Linked DNA regions of Homo sapiens: all the other regions are linked to region 1. The links are chromatin loops, found by intact Hi-C in ENCODE. Cell type or tissue: heart right ventricle. All regions are shown on one strand. Links, peaks and the distances in the headings refer to the core of each region. The heading gives the core; the rest is flanking DNA.

Region 1 (6,620 bases), core at 577-5,576:
GTGGGAATAAATCCTCCAAGCACAGGAATCCGACATTCTGATATTGAGACTCCTAGGCATAAAGCCCCCCATGGAAGGGGGGTGGTGATTACGTGAATGTTGGCGTTGATACGGGCATCCTCCAAGCCGGACGCAGGGAGCAGGGACGTGCAGAAAGACCAGGTCCCTCAGGAGCCATGAGGAAATACGGTGTTGGCAGCAGTGGTGAGGGTCGGTGTCAGGGGCCAGGAGGAGGTGGCGAAGGGAGCATGTGCCTCAAGGCAGCCCTGGAACCCGCGGTCCTTGGAGTGAGGTCTGGTCTGCAGGGGGACACGGACGGCCATGCGGTGAGGCCCACAGACAGCCTGGACTTGGCTGCCTCAGAACCCTCTGGTGAACATTGCGAACGGCCCTGCAGGGTTGCAGTGTAAATTCCTCGGACAAAGAAGACGCCTGGAACTGTTCCCGGCACGAAGCCAGCACCCTGTGAATGGTGGCCGTTGCTGTTGTGACTGAGTGCCGTCGAACTGGGGGCATTTGTTCTGCTCAGTTCACTTAATTGGGCCAGGAGTGGGGTTGCCATGCCTTCAACAAGCTTGACGTATTGAACGAGAACTGAGTCGATAATGCACTGTGTAAATACGCTCTCCTGGCTAGAGTGAGCAAAGCCCAAGGAAGGGGGGTGGTTCTTCAGTATTAGCAGGTGTTTGTGGTGGGGCCAGCTGTGCGGCTGGCAGGGCGAATGCACCAGGAAGCCTCTGTCCCCCCGAGGTGGCCAGCATTCCTGTTACACATGCTATAGGCAGAAGGTGGGCACTGCTGGGGAACTTGCTCATGTTCCTGTTCTCTGATTGGAAATTCAAGGTTTCTGAGCATCCTACATCTGAATTTGTACATTGCCAAGACTGTACACATTTCAGCACTGTTTTTTCTGCTTTTTGGATCTATACAACCTGGCATTTGGCCGTGGCTTCCAGGACAGGCTGGATGGTGAGTGAAGTCCTTTCCTCACTGTCGATGTTTGCAGATGTCTTTTTGTATAAACTTTGTATTTCTTGAGAGGTTCGATTAGGTTTTTACTTAATGAGACTTTTAAAATTGCCATGCACATGATTCTACCAGTTACAATCGTGAGCTAACGTGAGTTTTTGGTTTTACTTTGATGAATGTTTAAACATGTGCAGGCTGGACATGGGGTGGGGGTGGAGGTCATTTATCTACTTTTCATTTCCTTCTTGGTTATACTTAGTGACTTTCAGGTAAGGTGTGGAAGGCGTGGTACAGGGTGAATTGCAGGCTGCAGTGTGGCGCAGTGGACCGCGGTGTGGCACGGTGGACAAGAAGCATGGGCTGCGGTGTGCTGTGGTGGACGAGAGCCACGGGCCGTGGTGTGGCGCGGTGGAGGAGAGGCGCGGGCCGCAGTGTGCTGTGGTGGATGAGAGGTGCGGGCTGCAGCATGCAGTGGATGAGAGTAAAGGGGAGACTTCCGTCCTTGAGGGAAACACGCGACAAACAATTTTAAAAACTGATCATCTGGCTTACATGGTCCAACAAATTCAGTTTGCAAAGTTTGACTTCTAAGTTATTGTAGTAACTTTTCCCCTAAGTCATTAATTTAGTAGCTTATGTTTATTTCTTTTGTCTAAAGCGAGTCATAAATTCTAACATGAACGACTAAACATGTAATAATTTAGGCATACAGCACCTGAAGGGAAAACTGCCAGTATGCTAAAATATTGGATACAGATGCTTAAAAAATATAATGTAGCACTCTTAAAATGCATGTGCTTTTAGCATGAAACTTGGTGAGTAGTTTTGAGCTATATTTGTAGGAATGTGTATCTTGAATACTTTAGGGCCCCACTGCAGATGTGTGCGTGAGATGTATAAATACTGAATGTTCTTCTCCCTTCCCTTAAATGAAAAACATTAGCTCCCTTTTTTTTTTTTTTTTTTTTTTCCTGAAGTGGGGTCTCGCTGTTGTCACCCAGGCTGGAGTGGAGTACAGTGGCGCAATCTCGGCTCACTGCAACTTCCACCTCCCAGGCTGAAGTGATTCTCCTCCCTCAGCCTCCCTAGTAGCTGGGATTACAGGCACCCACCATCATGCCTGGCTAATTTTTGTGTTTTTATTAGAGATGGGGTTTTGCCATATTGGCCAGGCTGGTCTCAAACTCCTGACCTCAGGTGATCTGCCCACCCCGACCTTCCAAAGTGCTGGGATTCCAGGCGTGAGCCACTGCCCGGCCAGCTCCTTTCTATAATGATGTATACAGTTGTTTTTGCTTTTTGTTTTTTGAGATGGGGTCTCACTCTGTCGCCCAGGCTGGAGTGCAGCAACGCAAATCTTGGCTGACTGCAGCCTTCACCTCCTGGGTGATCACCTCTCAGGTGATCCTCCCACCTCAGCACCCTGAGTAGCTGGGACTAGATACATATCACCACGCCCAGCTAATTTTTTATTTTTATTTTTATTTTTTATTTTTAGTAGAGACAGGGTTTTGCCATGTTTCCCAGGCTGGTCTTGAGCTCCTGGGCTCAAGCAATCTGCCTGCCTCAGCCTCCCAAACTGCTGGGATTACAGGTGTGAGCACCACATCTGGCCCATTTTTTTCCCTTCCAGGATTAGAAGTCAACTTTAAAAAACGCTTCAACCTTGCAAATTTAATTTTCCATAATAATATGCCTCTAGGATAAAAACAAGACAGAAACAAAGAAGTATAGGTGGACTGCAGTTAAAAATTGTCAACACGACATTGCTTAGGAAGGTTGACATTTACAAAGAGCAGGAGGCCCGTTCATGCCTTTGTAAGAAGGCACTGGGAACGGCCGTCTGTGGGCGACCCTAACGTGTGCGGTGTCCTGAGAGGTGATTGTGGTGCTCACGCTTTTACCGAGGGCCTCCCGGGAGTACCAGAGGCTCTTCTCCCGCAGTCGGCCAGCCAGGCAGCAGCAGCTGGAGAAGGAACAGACAGTAAAGGACAGATATACACGGTGTTATCGTGTCACACAGGTTAAAGCCAGGCTCACTTTGTTCTTACAGTTTTGAAAAACTAATAATGAAGTCCTTAAATATGTATTGCATTTCAGGATTTTTAAGCGGTTGTGGGTGTGTCTGTGTCTCTCTCTAGCTCCTGTTCGGTGCTCCCTGTGAAGAGAGCTCGGAGCCGCCACCCTTCATTGTTGAGGTGACAGGGCCTGGAGAGGTGTGAACCCCGTGGAGGGGTGACTGACTTGTGGGGGGAGGCTGGGTCAGTGTCGGGATCCACCTCCCACCACGTTCCTCTAGGGAAGCCACAGTTCTAAGTCTTTATGGGTAAAATGAACCTGGAAGACGTGTTATTTTTTAAGAAGTAAATGCTATGTTCTTTTTTCCTCATACTTCTCCGTGTTTAAGCAGCATTGAAGGATAAGGCACTAGTAGCACCTTGGTTTGGAAACAATCTTGTTGGTTATTTTACGTTGAATCTGATATTAAGGTTGCCTGGTAACAGAAGTTTTCCTTTAACGACATGGAACTCTGTTGAATCTGTTGCCCCATTGGCTGAGCCGCCTGAAATCAGTGCTGTGGCAGCTGAAGAGGCCGCTTCCCCTTGGAGGAAGCCGCTGGATTGGCAGGACACACCGCCCTTGATTGAGGCGAGTTTGCAGGAACTCCACGCTGGCACCTGCTGCTCTCTCCTGCCCCCTGCTGGCTGGCCAAGCAGCATCGCGACAGTGTGTTCAGCGTGAATGTTCACTGGGGCAGGCCAAGGCTTTTGTTCCAGAAACACCGACTTCAGAAACGGCTGTGTGTATTGAGCATGGCAAGAAAGACTTACGTGTGTCTTAAACCTCTTGAACAAAGCACGTCGATGTTTCAACTGCATCTCGAAGGCTAATAGACTTTGCTGTGGTCAATATTCAGGAGAAAATAGGTTTTAATGAGATAAAGACATGAGTGGCAAGTGACATGTTTGTGCCCCCGTATGACTAAGTGATGTCCTGGCTGTCCCACACCACCAGCTCTGAGCAGCCAGCATGCAGATATTGGGTCAATTTAGATATCCCTGATCTTTACGGAGGTTTGATCAGGCAGCTCAAGAGCAGATAAACACAAATGCTGACTGGAAACCCCGGCACACGGAGGCGCTGGAAACAGCAGGCTGCTGTTAACGTCACAGTGAGATGCAGTCAGCTGCTCTCTCAGGGGTGTCAGCTTCTTTTGCTTCTAGATTTCCGTCTGTGCTGCAATAGAGTTTTGTTCAGCTTATCCCCATTGCTCTGCTGTCTTCGCTGTTAAAATCTCAGCCAGCACTTGGCTCTGACCCTGCAGTAATTTCACTGTGCGGCTGCCCAGGCCTGCCTGGCACGGCTGTAAAGCAGGCGAGAGCTTTCCGGAAGGTGGTCACGAGAACCCCAGGCGGGAAAGAGCGTTGCTGGTCCACATACGGCAGTGCACCTGCAGCTGAGCATGTACGTGCACGTTCAGGCTAAATATAGGTGCAGGAGAGAAGAAAACTGCCTATGATTAGTCACTTAAAATGCCGAATACCCAGCCCCTGAGACCCTAGGACACAGAGCAGGGGTCTTGGAGACGGCAAGGTGTGTTGAAGTCTGGTTTTATCATTTAGTTTCTCCAAGCAGCATTTTCCTCATCTCTAAACTGGGGCTAACAACTGCCCCACATAGATTTGTGAATGGAACCAATGAGTGTAAAGTGGGGTAGCCCCCAGGACCTAGAAGGGACTCAGTCAGTTTCAGTGGTCATGCGTGTTGTACGGGTCCCCCAGGAAGGCGATTGCTACAGATAACTCCCTCCGTTCGATGTCACTGAATGTTAAAGTGGGACCTTGGCTTCTGATGTGTCTGGTTTGCTGCAGGCCGCGCTGCACCCCGTGGTTCCTGAGCCCTGGGCTGAAGTAGCCCTGCTGCATTGCCTGTGCCACTTTTGCTGTGAAAGGAGAACTCCTGCCCTGGGAAGCTTCCTCTTGCTGCTTAGCCTGATGAGCACCACAGGCTGCAGCGAGACCCATCTGAAGCGTGGGTTGGGAGGAGACTGCGGCGGCCCTGTCCTCTCCAAGCTGCTCTCCATGCCGAAGCGTGGGCTGGGAGGAGACTGCGGCGCCCCGTCCTCTCCAAGCTGCTCTCCAGGATGGGAGCGACTTTGTGGGGTTTGTCGGCCCTTCTCTGAGGTGTCCTGTGTCTCATGGATCTGCTTATGAGCCCCCTTAGATGCCTCTCTCTCGTCTGGACGAGCACCCTCCAAAACACTGCCTACCACCCGGATCTCCTGGCGCAGAGTGAGGTCACACCTGCAGCCCTTACCGCACAGAGTCCCTGAGATATTCGGCAAGAATGGGAATGGGCTGTGTGTGAGTTTCCGCTGCGGAAGCCGGCTCTGCTCCGTAGTCTGTCTTTGGGGTGTGGGATGTTCCGACCTGCTGTGTCCATCTGGAGCTGCCTCGGGGTGGGAGGGGGAGCAGCGCGGATGGATCCAGGGAAGGACCTGGTTGAATCCCAGCTGCTCACATACTTGTTGCTGGTCTTGGACAAGCTCCTTAGTGTCTCTGAGCTTCAGTTTGTCTGTAGGAGGAGGATGCTGCAGAAGTCTGAAGATATCGGTGCGTGCGGGAATACCTGGCGCGGTTAGGACGGGTTTTCCTTCAGTCTCCTCTATGCCCCTCCCCGGGTGAATCAGTATCCACGCGTGCCACCAGGGAATTACAGTCAGTCTAAAAAACCAATCGACCCCTAGTTGTATGGTCAAGCATCGTGAGTGTCCTTGCCAGGAAATGCCACTAGATATCTTGGGCCTGCTCGTCTGTCCACAGCAGTCCCTGGAACAGGCCGGTTCAGGACATGGGAGGTGGGAGTCAGTGTTCTAGCGAGGACAGGCTGAAGTTAAAAGGCTCATTTACTCTGTGAAGGGGTGCCCAGGATGAGACATCCAAGAGGTGCCAGGTGGCTGACCCTGGAGGTGGACGGTCGGGTCAGAGTGGCCGCCTTCCAGCACTGCTGTTGGAACAGCCGTGTTTTCGAGTGATGCCTTTTTTGGGTCATGCAGCCCTGATCAGTAGTACACAACTTCCCATCTCCAGCCAGTCTCGTCTCGCCATCTCCTGTATGTGCGGTACAGTTGCCTTTAAGTGGCTTCTTCTGGACGCTGCGGTTAGGGTGGCAGCAAGCAAACATGGGAGGCTTTTTTCTTACGTTGACCAAAATACGTGGGGCCAGCTTTGCATGATCCCATTCAGCATCACACTTGTCCATCAGCCACTCACCCATCCATCCATCCCAGAGAGTCCTGGACCAGACCATTGAGTGGTCTTTGCTGCGAAGAGCTTAGCGGCTCACAGGAAATCCGGAACCAGCACAATGGTAACAGTGCAGCAGGACCTGTCATTTATCAAGGCAGTATGCTGGGCCGGATGCGGTATGAAATTATCCAGTTAGGTAAGCACTGTTAGAATTAACCCCCTTTTGCCTACCAGGAAATCGAGGATGGGGGCATTAACGCTGGGGAGCAAGGGAGTAAGGGCACACATGGAGGGGCTGAGGGCCTGGGCACTCTGAGCCTGTGGATCTGCGCCCAGGCTGCACGGGCACCGGAGATGCTGCTCTGGAGTGGGTGAGGGGCTCTGGGGAAAAGATGGAGCCTG
Region 2 (6,620 bases), core at 863-5,862, 150 kb before region 1:
AACATGCTTGAATCTGAACAGCAGCTGAAAATGAGGACATGTTACCAGTTTGGATGTTGGATGACCTTCTTGAAAAAAGCTTTTGTCATACTTTAGAAACTGTGCATGTGCTGTTTTCTATTTCATACTTAGAATCTGTACAGTATGTGTTGTATGAATGTGTTGTATGAGCGTGTTGTGTTGTATGTGAGTGGCATGGGTTGTATGTGTGTTGTATGTGCATGTTGTGTTGAGTTGCATTCATTGTATGTTTGAGTGTTATGTGTTGTATGAGTGTGTTGTACATGTATTTGTGAGTTGTATGTTTTGTATGTTGTATGAGTGTTGTGTTGTATGAATGTGTGTTGTATGAGTGTTGTATGTGTATGTTGTATGAGTTGCATGTATTGTATGTTGTATGGGTTGTATGTTGTATGAGTGTGCTGTACGTGTTTGTGAGTTCCATGTGTTGTATGTTGTATCAGTGTTGTGTGTTGTGTGAGTGCCTTGTACATGTATTTGTGTTGAGTTGCATGTGTTGTATGTTGTATGTGTTATATGTTGTATGTTGTATGAGTGTGTTGTACGTGCATATTGTGTTGTGAGTTGCATGTGTTGTATGAGTGTGTTGTATGTGTATGTTGTGTTGTGAGTTGCATGTATTATGTGTATGCAATACACATATATGTTGTATGAGTGTTGTGTTGTATATGTTGTATGTTGTGTTGTGCATGTTGTGTTGTGCGTGAGTTGCATGTGTTGTGTGTGTTGTATGAGTGTGTTGTATGTGTATGTTGTGTTGTGAGTTGCATGTGTTGTCTGTATGTTGTATGAGTGTTGTGTTGTATGAGTGTTGTACATGCATGTTGTGTTGTGAGTTGCGTGTGTTGTGTGTGGTACGTGTATGTCGTGTTGAATGTGAGTTGCATGTGTTGTACATGTGCTGTATGAGTGTGTTGTATGTGTATGTTGTGAGTTGCATGTATGTTGTATGTGTTGTGTTGTATGAGTGCATTGTATGTGCATGTTGTGAGTTGTGTATGTTGTTTTGTATGAGTGTTGTGTGTTGTATGTGCATGTTATGAGTTGTGTGTGCTGTATGAGTGCATTGTACATGTGTGTTGTGTTGTATGTGTTACGTGTGCTGTATGTGTGTATGTGTTGTACGTACGTGTTGTGTTGTGAGTTGCATGCATTGGGTATGTGTTGTATGAGTGTGTTATAAATGCATATTGTGTTGTGAGTAGCATATATTGGGTATGTGTTGTATAGGTTGCATGTGTTGTGTGTGTTGTGTGTTGTCAGTGTTGTATATGTTGTATGAGTACATTGTACATGCATGTTGTGTTGTATGTGAGTTGCATGTTGTCAGTGTGTGCGTTGTGAGAGGCGGGGGCATCCACGTGACTGCTCCTCAGCAAGTCCTGCCGTGCAGCCCCTTCTGAGCGTGCGTCCTCCCGAGTAGCCTAGAAGCAGCAGCATGTTTGCCTCTGCCCCTCCCCAGGAGGCCTCAGCCAGGTCCTGTGCTCAGCCTGCCGTGGGCCATCTGCCTCTCTCGTCTCTCTCTCGTCGTCATCCTGCGCCTCCTCCCAGTCCTGAGTAGCTGGGATTACAGGTGCCTGCCACCACGTCTGGCTAGTTTTTGTATTATTAGTAGGGATGGGGTTTCACCATGCTGGCCAGGCTGGTCTTGAACTCCTGACCTCATGTCATCCGCCTGCCTCGGCCTTCCAAGGTGTTGGGATTACAGGCATGAACCACCGCACCTGGTCCGTCTGCCTTTTAGTTACAACCTGTGTGTTTTCTGTTTTAAATTTCATTTTTCCAGGTCAGAGCAGTAGTTTCTTTTTCGTGGTGTTGCTGTGAATGTCTGTTATGATTAGGAGACTGGGTGGGTGCCCTCTCCCTGGTGCCTGGCTCTTTCACATGAGGTGGGGGTCAGCTTAGCTGCTTCTGATTTTGGGAGGCGCACTGCTTCTTGGGGCAGCTTGCCGGCCGGGGTCTGCCTGTGGTATTTCCTGGGGAGCTACATCTGTCCCCGTAGGCCTGGGGAAGTAGGCAGGCCCTGAGTACACGCCTCAACACACGTGCCTTCCACCAGCCCCCAGGCCCACGTCCAGACCCCAGCTGCGTCCTGTGGTAGCCAGTTCAGCTGCTGCCACCACGTTTATTGAACTTTTAATAGCTGTGCGCAGACAGGCCACGGGCAGACAGGCCACGGGCAGACAGGCCACGGGCAGACAGGCCACGGGCCGACCTCGTGGCTTTGCTTACCCCCAGTTCTATGTTACCTGTGTGCAGAAACCGGCTGCTCCCGGAGTCCTGCAGGCTTGGTTTCCCCGGCCCCGACTCAGGCCACAGGATCTCAGTCTTGGGTGATTCTGCTGCCGCGGGCCGGGCTCTGGGTGCCAGTGGATTCCCCACGCGCGGTGTTACTCCCGTGTTCACATCAGTGCGGGAGGGCGGTGAGGGAGGGAGGCGGGGACGCTCTGGATTCTTCTCCCTGCTCCTCACCAGCTCTGAACGCAGACCAGCCGTTCGCCTCGTTGCTTTTCCAGGGATGTTGTGAGTCTTTCGTGGGTAGGGAGTGATGCCCTTTGCTTTCTTCTCGCTTTCCCGGTAGGTGCTGAAGGAATAATTAATAATAATAAGGCCAGTTCGGAGAAAACAAAAACTCACAATTACATATGTCACCCGGACTCGTATTATTCCAGATAGCCCTTCTTTCCCACGAACTCACAGCTGCTCTTCGTTCCTCCACCGTAGCCACGCGTGGAGGGAGAGCTGCGGGACCTGGGCCTTTCCAGGGTGCTGCCGGCCTGCGTTGGTGACGGCCAGCGCTGAGAAGTTAGAGCACCCCATAAGTGCCACGGCAAAGACTTCGGCGTCTGTTGGGGGAGGAAAGCGCTTCTTTGAGTGATTTCCACTTGATTATTTACCTCTTATCAGCAGATTGTGTGGAAGGATGAGTGAATTCAGTGTAAGATTTATGGAGTGTTCCTGTAAGAGATAAGCCTGGCTCTTGTTTTCCTTTCGATCTCGTATATTTCATCGGGTTCGTTTGATTGATGTGTTTTGTTTTGGGAAAGCGGCTGAGGAGGAGTCACGTGAGTCTTTGCTCAGGGATTTTCCAGTGTGGGAATCTGGCGCTGTGGTTTCGCGTAGCGTTTGGTTCTGGAGGGTGGAGGACGATGTCCCAGTCCGCGTGTGCCTCGTCACGTGGCGGCGAAAGCATGGATTCCACGAGTCTTTTGCTAGAGAAAATCCAGGCGCTCCCAACCAACTGTGTGTGCTTTCCTTTTGGAAATGTCTCTAACTCATATACTGAACTTAGAATTTATTTAGTGTTTCTTATGTGAAGTTTCCTGGAACTACTGAAAATATTTTCCATGCTAGATGATCGCGTTACTGGACTCACACAATTAAAACTTTTTCTTTAGATTACATAATTATTTATTACCTATCCCCCGTTTTTCTTTTCAGTTAAAAAAGCACCACCTAGAACAATGTCCTAATGATGCCACCATGATTAGTGTTAGAATTTAGCTGTAGAGTGAGGTTAATAATGAATTAACAATCACTAGTATATAATATAAAGCACGGTTAAGGTATATATGTATATTTTATGAACCATCCAAAGCAAAAAATAAATTAGGGTCAAGAGAACTCACAGGTGCAGAAGTGTTATTTTTATTTTCTGTTTTATTCAGGAAATTTAAATCTTTAAAGCTGTTTTTGTTTTGTTTTGTTTTGTTTTTTTAAATTTCAAGGTCAACTCCAACAGAATTGATCTGTTCCTCAGCAGACCTAGGGGAGAGTACAGGTGCTGAACAGACCTGGGTATCTGCTAGTCGCGATTCAGTAGATATTTTCTTGTTAGTTGGTAATTAAAACATCGTTATAAAGGTTTTAATGTACTTTTTGAGCTTTATTACTATATATTCCTTCAGGAGTCTGTGAGAACTCTCTACTTTGTTTTTTCCCGTCTATTTAGTATTAAGTTAGGAGTTTTAATTCCTTCTACCCTGATATTTATTTAAAAATTCCCTATATATTTGTAGATATATATTTGGTTCATTTTAAAATGCTTGATACATTAACATTTTAAAATATCAAAAATATTTCAGAATATACATTTTTTAAAATGTAAAAAGTAACAGTATAAAAAATTGAGATACATAAATTTTAAAAAATCATCCTTACAACTCTTAGTACCAATGATTTCTCTGTAGCATTGTAATGTTGATTAACCCGGACATATAACAATGATCAATAGTGTTAATGTGTCGAGTGTATAACTGGGCTTATGTGTGTCATTTTATTGGATGATTTATTAACCACATGAAACAGCCAGTGTTACGAAAAGGGACGTTTGAGGTTTAAAGCCTTTCCTGGGTCCCGCTGGGGGTGAGGTGGGTCTGGGCCTACCCAGGACTGCTGATAACAGAACACAGCGGACTTGGTGATTTTTAGTCAAGAACTCACAGAATTTCGGTGAATCTCCCCAAACCATTCCTTCTTTTCTCTCTCCTGGAGCAAAAGAGAATTGTTAGGTTCACGTGTTGTGTCTTGTGAACGTTTATCGATTGCAAGACCCCAGAGTTTGCACAAAAGGCAGATGGGAGTTTCTGTGTGGAGATACCCTGAGCAACGTTGAAAACACTGGATCCTTTGTGTCCGGGCTTTTCCCCTTGGCACTACGGATGCTCTGGCCCAGAGGAGCCTTTGTGGGAGGCCGTCCTCGGTGCCTGCGGTGCTGAGTGTCACCCCTGCCTCCCACCCTCTGGTGTGGCCCCCTGGAGCCCTTGTGGGGAGCCTTTGTTTTTTCCCGTCTTTGTTTTTTCCTCCTGGGAGGAGGCTGTCCTCGGTGCCTGCAGTGCTGAGCGTCACCCCTGCCTCCCACCCTCTGGTGTGGCCTCCCGGAGCCCTTGTGGGGAGGAGGCCGTCCTTGGCACCTGCGGTGCTAAGCGTCAGATCCCTGCTTCCCACCCTCTGGTGCCATCAGCATCCCTCCTCCCAGTAGAATCGCCCCTGCTTGAGAGCCGCTGCCTTAAGTGGTGGCGTGAGACGTGCAGGTTTGTGTTTCTTCATTAGGAGTTTTAAATTTCTGAAAATCTAGTTGTGATGACTGTGAAACATACCTGGATGTGGACCTTCGAGTAGACAAGCTTCCGGATCTGTCATGGCACACGCATTTCAACCTGCCCAGGCGTAAATCCGCGTACAACTTTATTTCTCAGACATCTCAGCCTTTTCGAGGCACGGCTCCTGCTGTCTTTGCGTAGCTACTTATGCCTCTAAATGCTTCTGTGTGCTGGAAGCTGCTGTCCTGTCCCTGCTTCCTGGGATGCAGGGCTGTGGAATTTCTGCTGTGTTCCATGAAGGGTTAAAGCATTCCAGGGAAGGAGATTCTGAGATCTCCCTTTTTAAAGACACTTTTAGTCAGGGAAGTGCTTTCCAGCCATGTCCGTCTGTTCTCTCCTGGGATGGACAGGGCAGCTACTGTCCCTGTTCCCGAGCCTCAAAAGCCATTACGAAGTTCCAGCCAGGCCTTTACTTTCCCAATCCTATTTCAGCTGATCTCAGCCTTCCCTTGTAGATCTTTCTATTCATTTAGTTGGCATCCTTGCTTTCTTGTACCATCTCCCAGTTTTCCACAGTTTATTTACACTGGACATAGAATTGCAACAGAAACTCACCCATGCTGAGGTAGGGCTGCCCCAGGGATCTCCCCCTCTGCAGACCAGGCTGCCCACTGGAGAGTGGTATCACTGGGTCACGGTCACCATCTGCCCCAGCAGGGTCCAGAGTGTTTAGAGTCTTTCCTGGACATAGAAACCCTTTTGTGTGACGTTCAGATAAAACCAATCAGCATGTTCTGTTAATCACAGAGGTCGGAGCTGAGAACCATTAGCGTACATCCACCTCTCCCGAGAGTGTTCACGCCTCTTCCACGTGGGGCTAGGCTGCTGCTGAGTGTGGTTCTGCTGGCTGTGGGTGTGGCCTCTTTCCTCAACCACAGCCATCGCAGGCCTGCCACAGTTTTGGTTCTTCTAAAAGAGAATAGGCAACACAAGAGAAATAAGATAAGTTAGATTTGAAACCTTTAAAAATTATTTCCTCAAACATTGTATATATTTTCTGCCCATACCTAATTTGATAACAATTTTAAAAAGATGAAAAAGAAAAAAAAATTCCCCCATATCAAGTCTTTGAAAGGCATCCATCTTAGTTTTTATCCAATCAATTACTCTCTCTTTGGAGTCATATTTTATTGGTTTAAGTAATGTGTAACAAGTACACTGGCATAAACAGATTTAGGAGCAAACACAGCTGCTTCATGATTAGCGTTCAGCTCGCGGGGCCCAGCTGTGGGGGTGCAGCCTGTGCCTGCCTGTGCGCCAATAGGGCTGGTCACCTTGAACATCCAGGAGTGTCTGGGTGAGTGAGGTCTGGGCAAGGCAGCATCCATACACCTGCGTAGTTCTCACTTTGTCCGCGTTATCTGGCAATGCCACAAAATTATCAAGCAAGTGTTCTCCAAGTGCGTATTCACTTAGCGTTTGGAAAGTGCATAGGTACCTCATACAGTACCTTCAGGAGGAGCTAGGAACCCAGGAATGAGAGCAGGTGTGAGGCCT
Region 3 (6,620 bases), core at 961-5,960, 81 kb before region 1:
CCTCCCAAGTAGCTGGGATTACAGGCACCTGCGCCCGGCTAATTTTCGTTAGAGATGGGGTTTCACCATGTTGGCCAGGCTGGTCTTAAAGTCCTGATCTCAGGTGATGCACCCACCTTGGCCACCCAACGTGCTGGGATTACAGGCGTGAGCCACCGCACCCAGCAACTTAATATCATTTTTTATCATTTATAATGGGCTTGTTCAATACTTAGGTTACTTTTATTTTTTAAAACGTTATCTGTGACCTTTCAGCTTTTCATAGCACTTCTCGCGTGAATCTTTAAAAAAGGTCCTTTAGCCGTGGGGAAGGAGTTATCCGTTTGAGCAGAGGGAGGCGGAGGAACAGGCCTTAGTGGGTCTGAGCACAGGCAGTCACCCCAGCCTTGGTGCTTATTTACGTCTGTTTTCCATTCACCATAGCAGTGTCCACTCTTTGTCGGCTTAAAAATAAGCTTTTTCCTCCGCTTTCTAATCAGAACAGTTAGTTTGTTAACCATCCCTTTATCAAGAACGATGGCTGTCAGGCCTCAGATTATGACACAAGTAGTAAGTGCGGCTGACCCTGAACAACATGGGCTTGAGCTTCGAAGGATCATTTACGTTAATTTTTTTTCCCAACCAAACCCTTATTGAAAAAACCTGACTTTGTGGAGGGCCGACATTTCCTACATGCAGCTCCACAGGGTGGGCGCGGGTCCTGCGGACGCGTGGATTTCGGTAAACCCGGGGTGTCCTGGAACCGATGTCCCTGTGTAGATGGAGGGACAACTGGAGCTTTTTAAAAGTTTGTGTCCTGCCTTGTTCTAAAAAGGCTTCAAGGTAGATGCAAAATCATTTCATTCTTTCAGTTCTCTTGGTGGGATATTGATGTTTGTTCTTCAGTGTCTCAAATCCTGAGTGAGAAGAGTTAGTGCTTCAGGGACAAAGCCACAGTCTGGAAACACATATTGAGATACTCACTTTTTCTTCATGGTTTCACAAAAGGTTGTGGTCATATTTTATTCAGTTGAACCATAGGAAACTGCCAATATTTGGCTGTTTTTGGCCTACAAAATGGCAAGTTTGTATATTAAAACCAAAGGCTTCCTGGATGGGGAAAATAGGAACTAATAAGAACCTGAAGTTTTCTGTCATGGCCCACGAGTCACAGGTGAGTAAACCTGCGTGAGGGGACGTTGGCTGTACAGTATTTTCTTTGTTTTGAGACTGTCAGAAAAAGGTCAGTTTGATTCCGTGTGGGCCCTGCGCCTCGCCTTTGCTGCAGAGGGGATTTGCCATTTTACCTCTTGTCCCGAGTGCCCAGGAGGCTGATGCCATGTAGAAGACCTGCGGGTCGGTGGATGTGAACGGGCATCGGACACACTGCACCTTGGGACACATCTGAGAAGTGCGTGCTTTGCACCAGGTCTGCGGTGAGGGCGTGTTCTGTCTCCTCTCCCTTCTCTGGCTTTGCAGGCCTTGGAAGTTGGTCCTGGGAAGTGAAATTAGCTAATGCTAATTAGCTCAAGGTCAAAGCCCGAATCAGGCTCATCATTTCCTGCAGTGTCCACAGCAGCAGGTCGTAAATTCGACATGATCTGAACCCGGAGAGTCGAGATTCCGCCCTGGTTTGCGGCTCGGTTGTGTGTGGTCTTGAGAAAGTGAACATGGGTTTTCTTGACTCTGAGGGGGCCGACGAGACCTGCCCTTCACTAGGGGTGTTGAAGCATTGGGCCTTCCTGTCAGGAAGCAGCCAGGGACTCGAGAAAGCACCACGTGCCCTCCAGTTCCCTTACGTTGAAATGGTTTATACTCAGCCACGTTCCCTTATGTTAAAATGATTTGTACTCAGCCATGTTCTCTTACGTTGAAATGGTCTGTACTCGGCCATGTTCCCTTACGTTGAAATGGTTTGTACTCGGCCATGTTCCCTTACGTTGAAATGGTTTGTACTCGGCCATGTTCCCTTATGTTGAAATGGTTTGTACTCGGCCATGTTCCCTTATGTTGAAATGGTTTGTACTTGGCCATGTTCCCTTATGTTGAAATGGTTTGTACTCGGCCGTGCCAGGTCATTTTGGGAGGTAAGTGGGGAGTTTCATGTGGGGTTGTGCAGTATTCTTAGGTGTCAGGTGTGAGAGTTGAATTTGTAGAAGCTGTGCAGATAGGAAAGGGCCTGGCAGGAGTGCTATTTACATGGAGCTGACTTAACCGAGGTCTGTGCTCTCCCTGGGTCCATGTCTGGCCGTTCTCTCCCAGTCTGCAACGGGACCTTCACGTGACTCAGCACCGTCGGCCCCTCTGTCATCCCACTGCGTAAACGTCTGAGGATCTGTGCACGGCTGCTCTGTTAGTGAGTTGTGATAATGAACTGAGAAACGGTGAACACACCCTGAATTGGTTGGCACTGGTTCCACGGCCAGTTCCGCCGTGGTTGGAGTCATTCATGATAAAGTGTGCTGGACTCCTACACAGAGCTCTGAAATTCAGAGGCCCTTTAACTCGGCAGCTAACCAGCTGCTGCTTTCAGAAGACATTCGAGTCCCCTTTACCTGCCAGGGTGACCCTGGGAATTTGAAGGTGAGTGAGACAAGCTCTCCCTTTCTTGTGGACTTTACTGTCCAGAGGGGAGACGGATGTGGATGGTAAAGGAGGCCCTATCGGAGGTCAGTGCATGTCGGTTTTATTTCTTCAGCACTTGCTGTGTTCAGGTGGTGCCCCAGGCCGTGTGCAGAGCATCTGGGGACCCCGCCCGTGACATCCCAGGCACAGCTAGGATATGTGCCGTCTCCATGCTTGGCCCAGCTTTTGGGGGGAAGTACCGAGGAGGGCCCCTGCCTCTGCTGGAGAGGGTTGGAAGTCAGGGCAGCCTTCCACGAGGAGATGATCGCCAGCTGATTTCTCCAGAAAGGGTGGGGGGGGGGGGGTCCCGCGTGGGCAGAGCAGGGCGGCATGCACAGACCCGGGTGTGGGGTCTGCTGGGAGACAGCGGGGGTGAGGTGTGAAGGCAGTTGGAATTTACAGGATAAATTATCACTAAGGTGATGTTGGGAAAACATATAAAATTGGGACTCTCTGGGGTAAACGTGGACTTAGGGTTACACTGGGCGTGGGTGTTTGCAGGCTCTGAAGTCAGATTTAGGAAAGTGGGGCAGAGCTGAGCCCCAGATGACGATGAGACCACCCCGGGGGGATGTTGAATGAGGCAGGGATGGAAACCCAGTGAGTGTCCTGGGGTTGGTCCTGCAGGAAGGCGGCAGAGGAGACCAGTGCCCTCAAAGGTGTGGGGACTGCCTCTCAGTGCTGGGATTGCAGGCATGAGCCACCGTTCCCGGCCACTACTGGCATAATTTGTAAGCTACTCTCTCATACCCACTCCCATATATATATTTTTAAAACCAGTTTTATGGCTGTATTTCTTCCAAGAGAACCAAACTGTTACCTGTTTGAAGTACAAATAACAGTGACCTCGTGTTTAAAAACCAAAAATGCCATTTTGCACAGAAGTTTCCAAATACCCAGTTGGTTTGAGCCTTGCAGTGTCATACCTGCTCTCAGATTTCTACACGAGCAGGGACGGCTCGTACATCTTCAGGTTTCCATTCTACTAACTTAACTGGAGCTGTATTCTCATGGTATTTATTTTGAAGCTTGTCAAAGGAACAGTTGGGAAAAATTTCACATTTTTAGAATTTTCATAGTAATAGTTATAATTTACAAAGAATTAAAAATAGTGTTGTCATTATTTTGCTTTTTTCTAGATGTGCCTCCAAACAGGGTTGCTAATTAGTTTCTGAATCCCAGGAATTCAGAACCATACCCTTTCTAAGCAGACACCTGTAATCGAGGAATTCCACCTAGTCAGTTCACTTTAAGCATTTTAAAAATATTTTCTTTATGCTAGTTGGTACCTGTGGCTATAGTTTATTTTCACTGCTGAGGAATATTCCATGGTGGGAACAAACCGTCATTCATCTGTTTTCGTATCGATGGACATTTGGATTATTTTGGGAGGGTATGTATGTCTATTCAGCCTTCATTTTTTTCAGGATTTTTTGTAGAAGATAATGTGGTGATATAACATCCGCTGCTACGGAGGCAACATGAGCCCTCATTACAGCCACACAAACTGTCACGCCTTGTTACCAATACACAGAACCATTTTCTTCAGTTGAAACACAGCAGAACCTGAAGTCATCTGAATGGGTCCTCCGATTATTACACTTGGAATTCACTTTATATTAATATGCTTCCTAATTAGCAGAAATATCAATTATACAGAAATGTGAGAATGTCTAATTATACGTTTATAACAGAAAAAAACCTCTTGTTGAATACCCCAGAACACATGGCTATGAATGTGTCTCCCTCATGCCCTACCACTGTTTTCTTCGCTTGAAATGTGAAATGACACTTGAATATGGTTTTCTGGCGACTTAGACTCGCATCGTTCTTCAGAGACAAGATGTAAAGCACATGGAGACTTTCTGCTGTTTGTGGAATGTGATTTCCTGGTCGCCTCATTCAGGCCGCCGCTGTCTTCCCCTCTGGCTGCCTGCACTGTGGGACGTCTGAGGAGAGGTCCCTGTTTCATCCTGTGGAAGTTCTGAAAAGGAAGGAGAGGAGGGTGTGGGGTGTGGTACCTTTGTGTTGGTCCCTTGAGCTTTTATTTGGAGTCTCGGTTACCTTGGTGGTTCCTGCCTTCATGTCCCTAGCTGGTGGCTTCGTCCTTGTGTCTAACTCACCGGCAGGCAGATGAAAAGGGAAGTTGTATTTAGCCAACAGCTTGATCTTATTCTCAAGGCTCAAATCGACTGGGTATTTGTAAACTTCTGTGCAAATTGGCATTTTTGGTTTTTAAACATGATGTTTTATTTGTACTTCAAATGGGTAACTGGTTCTCTTGGAAAAAATATAGCCATATAACTGGTTTTTAACAAAATAGGGGAGTGGGTGTGAGAGAGTGGCTTAGAAATTACACCAGTAATGGCAGGGCATGGTGGCTCACACCTGTAATCCCGGCACTTTGAGAGGCCGAGGCAGGTGGATCACCTGAGGTCAGGAGTTTGAGACCAGCCTGGCCAACATGGTGAAACCCTGTCTCTACTGAAAATATGAATATTAGCCAGGCGTGGTGGCGGGCACCTGTAATCCCAGCTACTCGGGAGGCTGAGGCAGGAGAAACACTTGTACCGGGAAGGTGCAGAGGTTGCAGTGAGCCGAGATCACGCCACTCCACTCCACCCTGGGTGACAGAGCAGAGACTCCATCTAAAAAAAACAAAACAAAAAAAACCAGTAATGGAAACCTGACTGTTATCTGTGATGGAGGTGGCGGCTTCTTTCATTTTTTAGTGACAGGATGAATTGGATGTGTGTTTGCAGTGTTGATCTTGACAAGGGAAATGGTCAGAACCAATGTGCCACCCAGCTTGGGCCTTGCCACCGGCAGAAGAACCTGGTGGGGGACAGACTGGAGGCTCGGAGACCGAGGGGGGAATTCTCACGCCATGAAGCTGGTGCAGTCACTGCTCCTGGACTCCTGCTGGAGGGAGGCGGCCCCTTCACCTCGCAGGCTCTGGTGCGGTGGAGACCTTAGGACGACCTGCCTAGGTCATCAGAATGGTGGCTGTAAGATATTTGAGTTTCAATAGCGTTTCTGGGTTCCTTCTATTTTTAATCTGCTTTCTAGCACTAGGTAAGTGAAGATATGTAAAGTAAAAACCCGTCTAACTTGTAGAGATATAGTGTTGTGTAGGAGCAGACTATGGCCTCTGGCTCTGTTTAAAGATTGTAGTAAACTCTCATCTGGCATGGTCAGGGTGCAAATTATCTTGTTGAATCGAAATGTGAATGAGTCAAAGCTGGCACCTGCATCGTTGATGAAACACCTGATTTTAAAGGAACATGTCGATATGCCGTAAGATACCAGCAAGTTCCTCACTGAGGTTCGGCGTGGGTTCGCAGGAACTGGGCCTTGTGTCACCAGGGTCACCTCTGGGAGAAGATGCTCAGTGTGGGCGTTAGTCATTTAGCCTTTCCAGAGCCAAGGAACAGCTTGCTGTGGTTTTTTTAGAAGCTGTATTTTGAGTCAGTTTGTCCCACTTGACTCGAAGGTGCTGTGCTATTTCAGACCTTTGCCTTGCACCATGTACTCATTTTCTTGTCCCCTGATAACTACCTTGGTTGCCCCTGGCCTGACATTCGAGCCTCGTCGTTCATGGACGCAGAGGCTCAGTGGTGGGGCTCAGGCCGTGACTCCGGTTTTCACAGTTCCGTGCCTCTCACTGTGGTTTATCACGTCACTCCCGGGACCTCCCGTTTAGAGGAAGAGTGTCCATTTCCCACAGGCCCTGTGTGATGTGGAAACCACTCCTACCTTTCTCCTGTTTGAACTATACTGTGAAAGGTATTTCTCTTCTAGTCAACCGTCAGAATCTTGATACGGTGATTTATGTAACTTATCACACGCTTCTCAGCAGTTCTTATGAATTTCATTCTGTTGTGAAATTATTGCAGTTTTAATGGCTACATTGGTCTCATGTTGTGGCCCTTGGTAACTACCTTGAAATGAATTGCCTTCCCCCTTGTGTGTTAAGGTTTCACCTGGGAGCCTTTGAGGCCTCACCTCTGCATAGG

Evidence for each region. Hi-C counts contacts between places; a loop is a spot of excess contacts. Peaks named below come from ENCODE experiments on the same cell type or tissue, not always from the same donor. Only the 100,000 strongest peaks of a DNase experiment are listed, where the experiment ranks them.
Region 2: a loop joins it to region 1, with 2.3 times the contacts of the local background. A loop is called at or near these places in 8 of 110 quality-filtered maps.
Region 3: a loop joins it to region 1, with 3 times the contacts of the local background. A loop is called at or near these places in 10 of 110 quality-filtered maps.

What each region holds. Positions count from the first base shown.
Region 1 is chr10:508,242-514,861 of GRCh38, reverse strand. All of the region lies in intron 1 of DIP2C (disco interacting protein 2 homolog C), which reads left to right. Among named protein-coding and RNA genes, the nearest start is that of DIP2C-AS2, 120 kb to the left of the region's middle. RefSeq lists an enhancer at 1-347. In heart right ventricle, for the core only: a CTCF peak has its summit at 3,669 (motif pointing left); a DNase peak (open chromatin) is centred at 3,631; H3K4me3 peaks cover 672 bases; H3K27ac peaks cover 1,849 bases.
Region 2 is chr10:662,203-668,822 of GRCh38, reverse strand. The region is part of intron 1 of DIP2C (disco interacting protein 2 homolog C); the gene reads left to right. It overlaps DIP2C-AS1 (DIP2C antisense RNA 1), which reads right to left. Exons shown (of 4, transcript NR_187391.1): 4 at 1-6,032. Among named protein-coding and RNA genes, the nearest start is that of DIP2C-AS1, 15 kb to the right of the region's middle. RefSeq lists an enhancer at 4,313-4,840. In heart right ventricle, for the core only: no CTCF peak of the experiment used is centred there; DNase peaks (open chromatin) are centred at 3,162 and 5,862; H3K4me3 peaks cover 1,241 bases.
Region 3 is chr10:589,775-596,394 of GRCh38, reverse strand. The region is part of intron 1 of DIP2C (disco interacting protein 2 homolog C); the gene reads left to right. Among named protein-coding and RNA genes, the nearest start is that of DIP2C-AS2, 35 kb to the left of the region's middle. In heart right ventricle, for the core only: no CTCF peak of the experiment used is centred there; no DNase peak of the experiment used is centred there; H3K27ac peaks cover 633 bases.